2 separate regions of the Homo sapiens genome follow, and region 1 is linked to region 2. A link is an interaction called in ENCODE POLR2A ChIA-PET data of the cell type or tissue named here. Cell type or tissue: PC-3. All regions are shown on one strand. Each heading gives the region's core, and the rest is flanking DNA. Links, peaks and the distances in the headings are about the cores only.

Region 1 (6,309 bases), core at 2,272-4,771, 110 kb after region 2:
TTTGGGTAATCTCTTTCCTCAAAATACTCCAGGTCAAAGTCTGTCCTCTGCATTTCTTAATGGGGTAGAATTTGGGGAATTCAATTAAGTATTTATTTAAATTCTTTAAGAGATGAAGAGCTCAGAAATGAGAAAATCCCCCACATTGTCTGTAGCAACTCCTGAGTTTATTCTTCGTTATTTTACTCCAGATCCTTTGTATAGGCATCCTTTTGACAAATTTCTTAAGAGCTTAAATTCTCCCTTTTAAGAATTTTTTTGAAAAAAGAAATTTAAAGCCTTTCTTTTGTGATAAACCTTGATCTTTGAGGGCTTTGCAACTAGTCATATTTCCTACCTTATCTTGGCATCTAGAAAGTACAGTGCCTGGGGAGAAAGACTGGGTAGTTAGGAGAAAAGGTGAGAGGGAGACTTTTCACCATATACACATTTTACCTCTTGAATTTTGAAACTTATGCATATATTATCTATTCAGAAAATTAATAAAATTTAAGTAAGAATTTCATGGCATAATGGCAACTTAGAAGACTGTTCTTTATTCTGCCATTATTTCCTTCCCATTTGTTGTTGAGAATGACTAGGCTTTGCTTTGTTTACTTTTATTATATCCTTATTTGGCCAAATTAAAAGTTAGCAACCCTATGTTATCCCTCTGCACTCTTTACTACTTGACTTTTGTCTTTGAATCTAGGTTTCAGGCTTTGACTCTGAATGTATGAATGCCTTTATTAAAAAAACATAGAGACAGGGTCTCACTCTGTTATCCAGCCTGCAGTATAGTCAGAGTATTGCTATGTTGCCCAGGCCGGTCTCAAACTCCTGACCTCAAGTGATCCTCCCACCTTGGCCTCCCAAACTGCTGGGATTACAGGCGTGAGCCACCACACCTGGCCTCTATCAGTACCTTTCATTAGAAACTGCCTCATTTTGTTTTTGAATTAGGCTAGATATAAACACACAAATGCACACGCACAAACACGCACCATACACATACACAGGGTCACACACTAAACTTTAGTGCTGAAAGTTCCTGTTCCCATCCCCTCACATGGTGAATGAGGAATATGCTACTGTTACTATGCCCTGTTAATGGTGGCCCAGGACCTAGAACCCAGGTCTCCATAATTCCCAGTCCATCACCCTTTCCATTAACATTAAAAATACATTTCAAATCAATCAGAAACATGATTTGATTTCTAAAAATACCGTTGCATACCACTTGGGAAAACCTAACAATTGCAAAAGGATCTCCAAGAAGTAATTTTTATCTTTATAGGAAAAAGAAATGAGCTCAGATATATTTTTTTCTTTAGCCGTGCTATTTATATTCAGTACCTCGTGTTACTTTGAAAAAAGGACATTAGTATAGTCACTTTCTGCTCTGTTGGCTCCTTCCTCCCCATCTCCGAAAGCTAAAATATAAACTCCTTAGCACAGCATCCAGCGTTCTTTAGATTTGTGCTTTCCCCTACTCTCTACCCCATCAAACTACTTCTGGGTTCCTAAACACACCATTTCACCTCATGTTTTCATGAGCGTGCACATGCTGCCCCTCCAACCAGGACCACTTTTTCCATCAAAATGATCCCTCCCACAATAATTCGTTCATAAAGACTCAATGTCACTTCCTCCAAAAGGCTTGCCTGGCCTCACAGATGTCATTAGTTACCCCCTTCCTTTGTGCTCCCATTGACACTTTGGAGATACCTCTTTTAGCACGTATCTCACCATTCATCATTCCTGGAATATTTGTCTCCCTAATAAAATTGTAAGCTCAAGAACAGCACTGCCATCTTTCTTGCAATTGCCTCCCCATTGTCTACCTAGCATTGTGCTCAGCATACAGTAGGTGATCAATAAATGTTCTCAGAAGGAAGAGCAAGGAGGAGAAAGGAAGACCCTCAGTTGAGATGCAAACAGAATAAAATCTCTCGCATGTTCCCTTTTGGATTGTGGTCAAGGAAAAGAATGTTTTCACCTTGCCTAGTGGCCCAGAAATAACTGCCTAAAAAGAGCCTTTACAGAAACCATGGAGCCCAGGCCTTGAGGAAGAAAGCAGGTAGGCACACTCTTCGCTGCCTTATTCTCTTCTTCATATTTAGGCACGTGCCTGTGGAACATTCTCTTTGCCCTGCACAAAGGCAGAGAAGCCTGCCTGATTACCCTTTAGTATTGAGTGACATACAGAATGACTTAGGCCATGCTTACATAATCCTTATTATACACAAAACTGAGAATGGTGACTTACCAGCTCATGGTGTATGCTGCTAATCCATTTTACCACTCATTCCCTAGTCTCTTGAACTTTCCTTAAACACTAGTTTCTCCAACTGGGAAGGGACAAAAGGAAAAAGCAGAAGTCTGATGGCCAAGTTCTAATCCCCACTGTGCCATGTAACTGTGAGCGCATTTTCTCTCTTTGAGAAGTCTCAGTTTCTGCTTCTATAAAATGACATGCTTGGACTAATGATCCCCTACAGCTCTTCTAGATCTAAAAACTATGATTTTGTGTAAGAGCATATCAAGATATGGAATTACATGCTGAAAAAATATAACGGTAATCAACCAATATTCATTACATTTAGTTTACGTGCAGACAGAGTACCAAGTGCATAGGCGTATGTGAGGGATATAAAAAAAGTCTAGGAAATGACTCCTGCCCTCCATGGGCCAACAACCTAATCAGAGCTTTAAAACACACTGAAAACATGCCAAGTATTGTGAGCAGATGTGCAAAGTGCCAGGTGAACGGTAGAGATGATCAAAACTTAGACGCCACATAACCAATATACTAGAAGACCTCACTCAGAATAAGGAGAGAATGAACCACTGAAATGACAAGAATGCGGCTAGCTTCCCCATCCTTTGATGCTCATAAATCAGTGAGGAATAAGCCATGGCTTTCTGTTAGACATTTTAAATCAATGTCAGCCTCTAATTTAAAAAGTGAGAAGAAAATGTAGTCTTCTGTTATTAACCCTTAGTACTCTAATAAAAATAATATTCATAATAATAATAAAAAACTTGCCAAGTGCCAGTCCTGAATCCATTGATGGGCAGTTGCACTACGTAAAATCATATGACTTAGATCAGTTTTCAACAACTTTGCCTCTATGGAGGGTGCTTCCATAGAGCATCCACCTCAGTTCTGGGGAAAAACAGTATCAAGACCTTTCTGCCATGATTGTAACAAGAGCTTCGTTTCCTCTGGCTGTGTTTTGAGAGTTACCTCTCCTTTCTCTTCCTTTTCCCCCTAACACTGTCACTCACACATCTCTCCTGATTCCCACTACATTCTTGTTTCTCTCAGGCCCTGCTGACAGGCTTGCCTGCCTGCTTTAACCTATTTAACCAGACAGTAAGAATAAGAAAACTATAGCTGCTTACAGGCAAATTCCAATTCTAGATTAGAGGAGATTTCATACAACTTGCAAATGTAGGAGTTCAAGTGCCAGGCAGAAGTATAGGCTGGGATCTCACATCTTGAGTCATTCATTTGGGGAAAATTTATTCCCGATTCTTTGACTTCATTTTAGCTCCTTATCTCCATGGGCTTTTTTTTTTTTTTTTTTTTCTCATATTGAATTATTCTGTTTTGGTGGCTGAAATAGTACTTTTTAGCAAGAGTGGGTTGGAACCCTGAAACTCTATAAAAAGGACTAAGTGTGCTGATTTGTGTGTTTCTCTCTAAGGCTCCTTAAACTTCATTGTTTTAAAATGTAGAAATTAAATTAAAAGAGAAATTTCCTGTCAGATAACTAATCCTAAAAATTAAAATATTGTCATTTGATTATTGTTTTAGTCTCCCATTTGCCTTTTAACCTAATGGGTTTAGTAAACCAATTTCCTTTATACATTTCACTCAGTCGCATCATGAGTGACATATTATTTTGCTAATGCTTTAGGACACTAATGTAGAGGAGAATGTGTTCTAGTCACATGGTTAGCACACTAACATAAAAGACTAATTTCTAGGCCCATCGGTGGCTCTCATTCACCAGAAAGCCACATCCTGGTGGCGGAGGTGCTGGCCTGGGAACCAGTTCCCAGGAGCTCAAAAATGAGAGCTGCTTCAAGTTGCTCCTAACTCCTTCCTAGCATCTACTGCTATATCTGGATTTTCAGAGTTGGTGAGCAAAACCAATAATTTTTCCAGAAGAAAATGGAGTGTAAATGTAGTCATCTCTATTTGAAAGTTTTTGATACTTACAACCCATAACCACTATTGAACATGTCACGTTTTTTCTTATGCTTTCTTGAGTTTTGTTTTACTTTAATGCCCCACAGATCCTGAGCTCGGGCTGGGAGTTGTGGTTGGTGGTACGAGTGTGCCTAGGAGGGGTGGAATTCTTTAAACTCAGACCTCTGGGAACTTCTGCCCCAGCAACAGCACTAGTGAGAGGAAAAGCTAATGTAGTCATTGTAGGTCATACTTGAAGATATTTATGGAACTTCACGTGCTATCTATAGGAGTTCTTCAGGCCTGGGGTCAAAAGTAGCAGAATAAGCAACATTCTGCAGCAGGAGCTGCTACTTTTTATAGGAATGAGAGAATATATAGTAAAATCTAAGATCTCAACTTTCAGAGGTAGAGGATTGATTTTAGTCCTCCTTCAGTCACTCAACTACAAGTCCCAGAGTTCTTTTTATATGAAAAAATAGAAAATGAAAGCACCATTTAACCCAAGATATTTCCCAAAAGAACATTAGAAGCCAGCATGTCACTCAATCTTGTTTTTGTAAGCTCCTGAAGTAAATAAATTAGTCTTGAGTGTCTCTACATTGCACCAAGAAGATCTGAAATAAAATTAGATTAGTAGCTTTGAGCAAAAAGGACATTTATTTCTCCTTTTCCTCTCTCTTTCTCAAACTCACAGGTATGTGAAATCATATTTCATATTGTGGGTTTGAAGTATAAACAAGAAAGCCAGAGTCAGAGAACCAAAATAAACCAACCACCAATCTATTTTCCAGTCTCAGCCCTTCCATTTTTCTGGTAGAGGTCTGAAATTAATCTTGTTTCCAGAAGTTGGGTATGTGCTGTGGAGCTCCTTCAAGCCACAGCTGTGCCTCCATCACATGTAAACACCATTGGATTCCACATTGCTTCCTAATTTGGCCACTGGCACTGTGGTCCACACTTGAACCTTAGCTCCATTGGTTGAACCATAACAACCTGACATTTCCTCTTCCTGGGAGGTTAGACTCCCCTAATTGCTGCTTCACCTAGTTCACCGCCTCCCCGTCCTAGTGCTGACTCTACTGCCCAAATATATGGCCCCGATCTCCTTCACACTGTGAACCACACTAGGCTTGGCTGGATCACCTTAGGGTATGGGCTGGCCAGCCCTACCTGCCCCCACCTCACTCCCTTCTCCCCACCAGCTCTCCATTAAGGTCCCAGTATCTATTTATCTTTCAGTGGATACTGAGCACCTACTCTGTTCTAGTTACTGTGCCAGGCACTGGAGTCGCAACATTGAATTAGGCAGCATTCTGCCCTCAAGGAACAAACTAATGGAAAAGGCAGCAAATTAAAGATGATAAAGATTGCTGTGACAAAGGAATGAACTCTGACCCAATGTCCTCCTTCCGCTCATCTTTGAGCAGAGGGGAAATGGCCTTCAATTCTTGCATATGTACTAAGTAAACTCAGCTTTTTATGAAATTATCAATTCAGCTCAGTTGACTGTGAAAATATATAATTCATTTTTTAATGAACAACACGGAATAGTTGAGTATTGCCCAAGGATTATAATCTCAAAATCGCTGCTGGCCATACTCCCAAAAGCCTGGTGAAAGCATATTTGTGGAGGATTGCCTGAAGGAAGTGCAGATCAGCTTGGTCTGCTTTACAGAACTATTATAAACTGCTGAATCCTCCTGGGATCCCCAAAGCCCACCCATCAGACCCTTCGAGGGCCTCCTTTAAACCTCTTAGTGGTGGGACTCTAGGGCTGCATGAAGCACAGTTTGCTCTGGGGAGCTTAAAACTTAGCTGAGGGTAGGTACTGCTCTCTTCCTGAAATGCCCTCGTCTTTGGTATTCATTCAACACTTTCTCACTATCTCCTTCCTATCTCTCTGGCTTCTTCTTTTAGCCAGTTTTGCAGATTACTTTCTCTGATAATCCAAAACAGAACTCCTTATCTTCTCCCACAAAACTTGTCCCTGCTTTTAAGCTCCTACATGCCTCAGCCTCTGCCCTCCTCTGCAGGTTCCTCCAAGCCTCCACCTCACTGCTCTCCTTTTGTGCCCCATGCTGCAGCCAGTCTGGACATATTTCATGTCCTTAGATTCAGCCTATTTG
Region 2 (6,309 bases), core at 2,369-4,868:
CATTTTTTCCTTCATTTCAACTTTGGTGAATCTGATGATTATGTGTCTTGGGGTTGCTCTTCTCAAGGAATATCTTTGTGGTGTTCTCTATATTTCCTGAATTTGAATGTTGGCCTGTCTTACTAGGTTGGGGAAGTTCTCCTGGATAATATCCTGAAGAGTATTTTCCAACTTGGTTCCATTCTTCCCGTCACTTCCCGGTACAACAATCAAACGTAGGTCTTTTCACATAGTCCCATATTTCTTGGAGGCTTTGTTTCATTTCTTTCTTTTTTCTCTAATCTAAGTTGATCTTCAATTTGATATCCTTTCTTCCACTTGATCAATTCAGCTATTGATACTTTTGTATGCTTCACCAGGTTCTCGTGCTGTGTTTTTCAGCTCCATCAGGTCATTTATGTTCTTCTCTAAACTGGTTATTCTAGTTAGCAATTCCTCTAACCTTTTTTCAAGGTTCTTAGCTTCCTTGCTTTGGGTTAGAACATGCTCCTTTAGCTCGGAGGAGTTTGTTATTACCCACCTTCTGAAGCCTACTTCTGTCAATTCGTCAAACTCATTCTCCATCCAGTTTTGTTCCCTTGCTGGTGAGACGTTGTGATCCTTTGGAGGAGAAGAGGCATCCTGGTTTTTGAATTTTCAGCCCTTTGGCGCTGGTTTTTCCTCATCTTTGTGGATCTACCTACCTTTGGTCTTTGATGTTGGTGACCTTCAGGTGGGGTTTCTGTGTGGGCATCCTTTTTGTTAATGTTGATGCTATTCCTTGCTGCTTGTTAGTTTTTCTTCTAACAGTCAGGCCCCTCTGCTGCAGGTCTGCTGGAGGTCCACTCCAGACCCTGTTTTCCTGGGTATCACCAGCGAAGGCTGCAGAACAGCAAAGATTGCTGCCTGCTCCTTCCTCTGGAAGCCTTGTCCCAGAGGGGCACCTGCCAGATGCCAGCCAGAGCTCTCCTGTATGAGGTGTCTGTTGACCCCTGCTGAGAGGTGTCTCCCAGTCAGGAGGCAGTGGGGTCAGGGACCCACTTGAGGAGGCAGTCTGTCCCTTAGCAGAGCTCGAACACTGTGCTGGGAGAGCCGCTGCTCTCTTCAGAGCCAGCAGGCATGAACGTTTAAGTCTGCTGAAGCTATGCCCACAGCTGCCCCTTCCCCCAGGTGCTCTGTCCCAGGGAGATGCGAGTTTTATCTATAAGCCCCTGACTGAGGCTGCTGTCTTTCTTTCAGAGATGCCCTCCCCAGAGAGGAGGAATCTAGAGAGGCAGTCTGGCTACAGTGGCTTTGCCAAGCTGCAGGGGGATCTGCCCAGTTGGAATCCCCTGCAGCTTTGTTTACACTGTGAGGGAAAAACCTCCTATTCAAGCCTCAGTAATGGTGGACGCCCCTCCCTGCACCAAACTCGAGCATCCCAGGTCAACTTCAGACTGCTATGCTGGCAGCAAGAATTTCAAGCCGGTGGATCTTAGCTTGCTGGGCTCCGTGGGAGTGGGATCCGCTGAGCTAGACCTCTTGGCTCCCTGGCTTCAGCCCCCTTTCCAGGGGAGTGAATGGTTCTGTCTTGCTGGCATTCTAGGCGCCACTGGGGTATGAAAAAAAACTTCTCCAGCTAGCTCAGTGTCTGCCCAAACATCCGCCCAGTTTTGTGCTTGAAAACCAGGGTCCTGGTGGTGTAGGTACCCGCGGGAATCTCCTGGTCTGCAGGTTGCAAAGACTGTGGGACAAGCGTAGTATCTGGGCTGGAATGCACTGTTCCTCATGGCACAGTCCCTCATGGCTTCCCTTGGCTAGGGGAGAGAGTTTCCCAACCCCTTGCACTTCTCGGGTGAGGCAACGCCCCACCCTGCCTCAGCTCACCCTCTGTGGGCTGCACCCATTATCTAACCAATCCCAATGAGATGAGCTGTGTACCTCAGTTGGAAATGCAGAAATCACCCGCCTTCTGCGTTGATCTCGCTGGGAGCTGCAGACCGGAGCTGTTCCTATTCAGCCATCATCTGTGCTGCATTTTAAGGAGATTCCCAGACTGAGAATTTTCTCAAGCAATGCAATCAGAATGTCAGAGACTGTGGAAATCATGCCATGTTTTGTTGAATGATCTGAATCTAGAACAAATGAGTCTGAAAAGGAAAAGATTCAGGAAGATAATGTATGCCATTAAATATATAAAATAGAGATGACTTGTATGAAAAACCAGAATAAAAAAGACCTGCTGGAAGTTGTTTGGGAGAATTTACTATCCTCTGATAGGTCAAAGTGGTGAAGTCCCCTTGACTGGCCTAGCCCAGTGAGTGAGTGAATGAACAAATGAATAAAATGTTAGAGCAGAAATTAAATGATCATCTCCCAAGGGATAGCGTCCAAAGATTCCTGAATTTGGATGAAAGGCTGGATTGTCTTGAGTACATCGTCCTAATATTGGCAGACTGTCCAGTTGCTAAGAATCATTCTCAGGGACTAGGCCTCCTTTCAGTGATTTTAAGGAACCCCATACCAATGCCAGCATCCTATTCTAAGGTATCTCTTCCTGGACCAGGTATGTTAGACCCTCACAGGCTGAGCATATCAAGGAAAGACCTTTCCTTACAATTCCCTATCTTCTACATTCCCTAGCCTAGTGTGTTGCATTAACCCCTCACTGAGGGGCAAGCTGGGGACTGACCAAAGGTCATGTATTTCAAGTGAAAGTTTAGGAAGCTACAAAGAGGTGGAAGCTAGGAAGTCCCTGCAGATGCAGGGGACGCACACCAAATAAATGGCTAGGCAACAATTCCCCAAGTCATACCGCACCCCAACCCAGAGGAAAACTTGGCATTGGAGAGAAGCTGTGGAGCAACAAAGCAGATATGCCATGTCCCAGGCAGTGTTCCAAATACATTATATATGTTAATTCATTTAAATCTCCCAATAACTTTGTGGGATATTACATCCTTTTTATAGACTAGGAAACTGAAGCCAAGGAAGAGCTGACAACTTCCCCAAGATCACACAGCGAATAATGGTGAAGCCAGGATTAGAACCCAAGCAATGCAATCCTGGGCTCCTAATTAAGCACTTTAGTGTTTACTGAGATGTGAATTTGTACCTCAATCCCTTCTGCTTAAGGTGACACTACTTAGAGGCAGCTTCTGATGCAGAGTATATACTATGTGATCAATAAACAATTATCAAATTCAATTAGTACTTTAAATCATTTGGAACTTGTTGACAGTGACCAGGGTATTCAGAACTGGAGATCTCCGGATGCTTCTTCATGTTCTAGTTTAATTCCTAGCATGAAACTTTCATGTCCTCCACATTCCACTTTGTCTTTGTGGTTTTTATTTTATTGGCATGTTGTTGTTATTTAGCCTGGGGCATAAAGTCATTTATTTGGTCTTAGGCAAACCAAAGATAAATGGTGAGACCAGGTTCCAGCTTCCTGTGGTGCCTCATTTGCTGAAGAAGAAAAAAAAACTTGTGAGCTGGTTAACTTGGTAAAGGTTAAGTTAAACTTCCTTTACCAAAAAGGACTTCCTTTACCATCTACTTGGTGATCAAGCCTTTCTTTGATATCTGAATTAACCCTCAAAATAGTAAATTTAAGAGTGTAGTTGAAAGCCTAAAATTAAGAAAATCTCAGTTTTTAAGGGTTCAGAGTTGAAGGGGCCTGAAAATTCCATCCCCACCCCTGCAGGCTTCGTCCAGCTGGGGCAGGGCCTGGGCTTTGACACAACATGGTTACAAGAGCCTCAGGAGAGCAGCCAACAGATGTCCTGGAGGAACAGGAGTGGACTTCACAGGAATCCACAAGGCCCTGGCCTTCACTCTCAGTCCAGCTGGCTCTCAGTTACAAAAGGCAAATTCCACCAGCTGAATGAATCCCAGCAGCTGTGGTAGCCTGGAGGCTCCATCCTGTACAATACATCAGGCAGCCAGCCAGTTCTGAGCCGACTACTTTCTGTGTGATGAATCAGCCCCGGCCCCCAAAAGAGAGGCAGTTCAACATGTATGAGGTCCCTAGACTGTACGTATCCCTTCCCACACTGCTTTAGGCACTGAGAATTCATCAGTGGGCAGGCCAGAAAACACCTCTGCTCTTGTAGAAGTTACCTTTTCAATCTACTCTAAGGAAACAATCAGAAATATACCCCCAAAATTGCATATAATATTATAATAGCAAAATATTGGAAACGATTTGAACAACCAACAGTGGTCCACTGACTAAATTCTAGTATATCTATTTGAAGTCACAGAACTAACTATATAACATGATTTTTAAAAATCATGTTATATAGGAATACCAAATGATTTAGAAATTTTTTCAATATATCAAATGGGAAAAAAAGATTACAAAGCAAAGAGTACACTATGTCTCCAAAGTTGTGAACAAAAAAAAAAATGCTTATATGCACATGAAAATAAACTGGAAAGATACACACCAAAACACTAACTATAGCTACTTTTGGATGGTGGGATTAGTGGTGATTTTATATTCTTCTATGTTCTACAAAACTCTCCTCTTGCCAAATTTCAACAATAAATACACATGTCAGTCAAGTTCCGACTAAGAAAACAGCACATACCAGGTAGCTCAATATTAGGAATTTAATATGGAGAACAAGTTACAAAGCTTTTATGAGAGGTAACAGGAAACAATGAGGTAACAGGAAGCAATAGGGCAGTCCAGCAATTAGCAGAATCAAGAAGCTAGTACCAAGAAGTGGGAGAGAAAAGAGAAGAGGTGATATTAACAGAGCTAGTAGTCTGAGCCACTCAGTGGTATGTGTGGCTTTTGGGAGAGAAAATATAGCTACTTTTGGAACATCACTTGAAGCAAAGACGGAGGGGAAGAAATACCCTTGTTCTTCAGTACAGCACTTCACACCCTGCAATCCCCTGCAGTGCTTCACACCCACTAAGCCTGGAGCCAGTGGGGAAGGGAGCTGGGAAGTGAAGTCTGCAGTGGAAGCCACCTGCAGTTCAGAACAGTCAAAGATAAGAGTGGGGATGGATCTGAGAGCAAACACACAGGTGACTGGCACATTAGTTCTAGAACCATAAGGGGAAAGAAAAAATTTGATGCTTTTTTTTTTAAGAGAACACAAAAGTAGGACACATTTCCAAATGTTGTCTTCCTTCTGCTTGTAATTCAAGAACTTAAGATGCAACAAAGTCCTTGTTGTTTGCAAGCCATACAGAGGCATGTACATTGTCAGAATACACATTGTCAGACACTGAAGGTATCAGGGAAAAAATCAATCTGGGTTTCCTTTCTTGTTTTTCAGATTCCCACCTTCACTTTGCCAGTCACCTCTCAGCTGAGAGCCCTCAGCTGCTCCAGGTTTCCAATGTGGTGCCTCCTTGGGCCAACTCTTTCCTTTCTCTCCTCCACCCAAAATTCCCAAGCAATCCCTACCTATGAGTCACACCATACAAGTCCCATTTGCTTCCAGAAAATAGATGTTACTTTGAGAGATTTAGTGTTGAGTTTAGGGAAAAGGTGTATTTAAAACAACAAATTAGCTACTTTAATCATCCCATAGGGCATGAGTTTAGAGGGCTACAAATCTTTCAATTAAATTTAAATAGTTTTTACCAAAAACTTGAAGTTCACCCAAAACTGCAATTGGAACTATGAAACATACAAAGAAAATTAAAACCAGCTTCTTTTTCACAAGGAACAGATAAGAGGCTTTCTGATTATTCAAGACAAAAGTTCTGGAGTCTTCCTCATAAACAGTCAGTAAACCCTTCTGGTTCAACCTTCAAGATATATACAAAGTCTAGCCACTGCTTATAATCTCCTCTAAAGCAACTCTCCCAAGCCACATCATTCAACACCTGAATTGTTGCAATGGCCTCCTCACTGGCTTCCGACCTTCCACACTTGTCCCCAACCTCCTCACTCCCCACAGTCAATCCTCAACATAGCAGCCAGAGCGATCCTTTAAACCATAAGAAAACCTACATCAGTCCTCTGCTCACAACCTTCCAATGGCCTCCCATCTCAGAATAAAAGTCAACATCCTTTAAGTGACCCACGAGGTCCTAAGTGTCCTGCAACTCCACCCAGCCATTACCTCTCAGCCCTCACTGCTCACTCACTCAGCTCCTCAGAGATGCCAGGCCTACTCCTGCCTTGGGATCTTGGCAGTTGCGGTTGCCTCTGCCTGGAATATTCTTCCTCCAAACATAGGCAGGACTTCCTCTCTTACCTCCTTCATATCTTTGCTCAAGTCTCACCTTCTCAGGGAGACCCTTCAATCCTCTCTTTCTCCCGTTTCTATTTTTCTGCCTAGGCCTTATCAACTTCTAATATGCTGCATAATTTACTCAGTT

Evidence for each region. Peaks named below come from ENCODE experiments on the same cell type or tissue, not always from the same donor. Only the 100,000 strongest peaks of a DNase experiment are listed, where the experiment ranks them.
Region 1: POLR2A ChIA-PET joins it to region 2 with 14 read pairs; 3 of 35 experiments call an interaction of 5 or more read pairs at or near these places.

Annotation. Positions count from the first base shown.
Region 1 is chr12:42,596,070-42,602,378 of GRCh38, reverse strand. No RefSeq gene overlaps it. Among named protein-coding and RNA genes, the nearest start is that of PRICKLE1, 9.5 kb to the right of the region's middle. In PC-3, for the core only: no CTCF peak of the experiment used is centred there; no DNase peak of the experiment used is centred there.
Region 2 is chr12:42,703,577-42,709,885 of GRCh38, reverse strand. LINC02450 (long intergenic non-protein coding RNA 2450) reads right to left here. Exons shown (of 4, transcript NR_135028.1): 3 at 1,900-2,108. Among named protein-coding and RNA genes, the nearest start is that of LINC02450, 15 kb to the right of the region's middle. In PC-3, for the core only: no CTCF peak of the experiment used is centred there; a DNase peak (open chromatin) is centred at 3,365.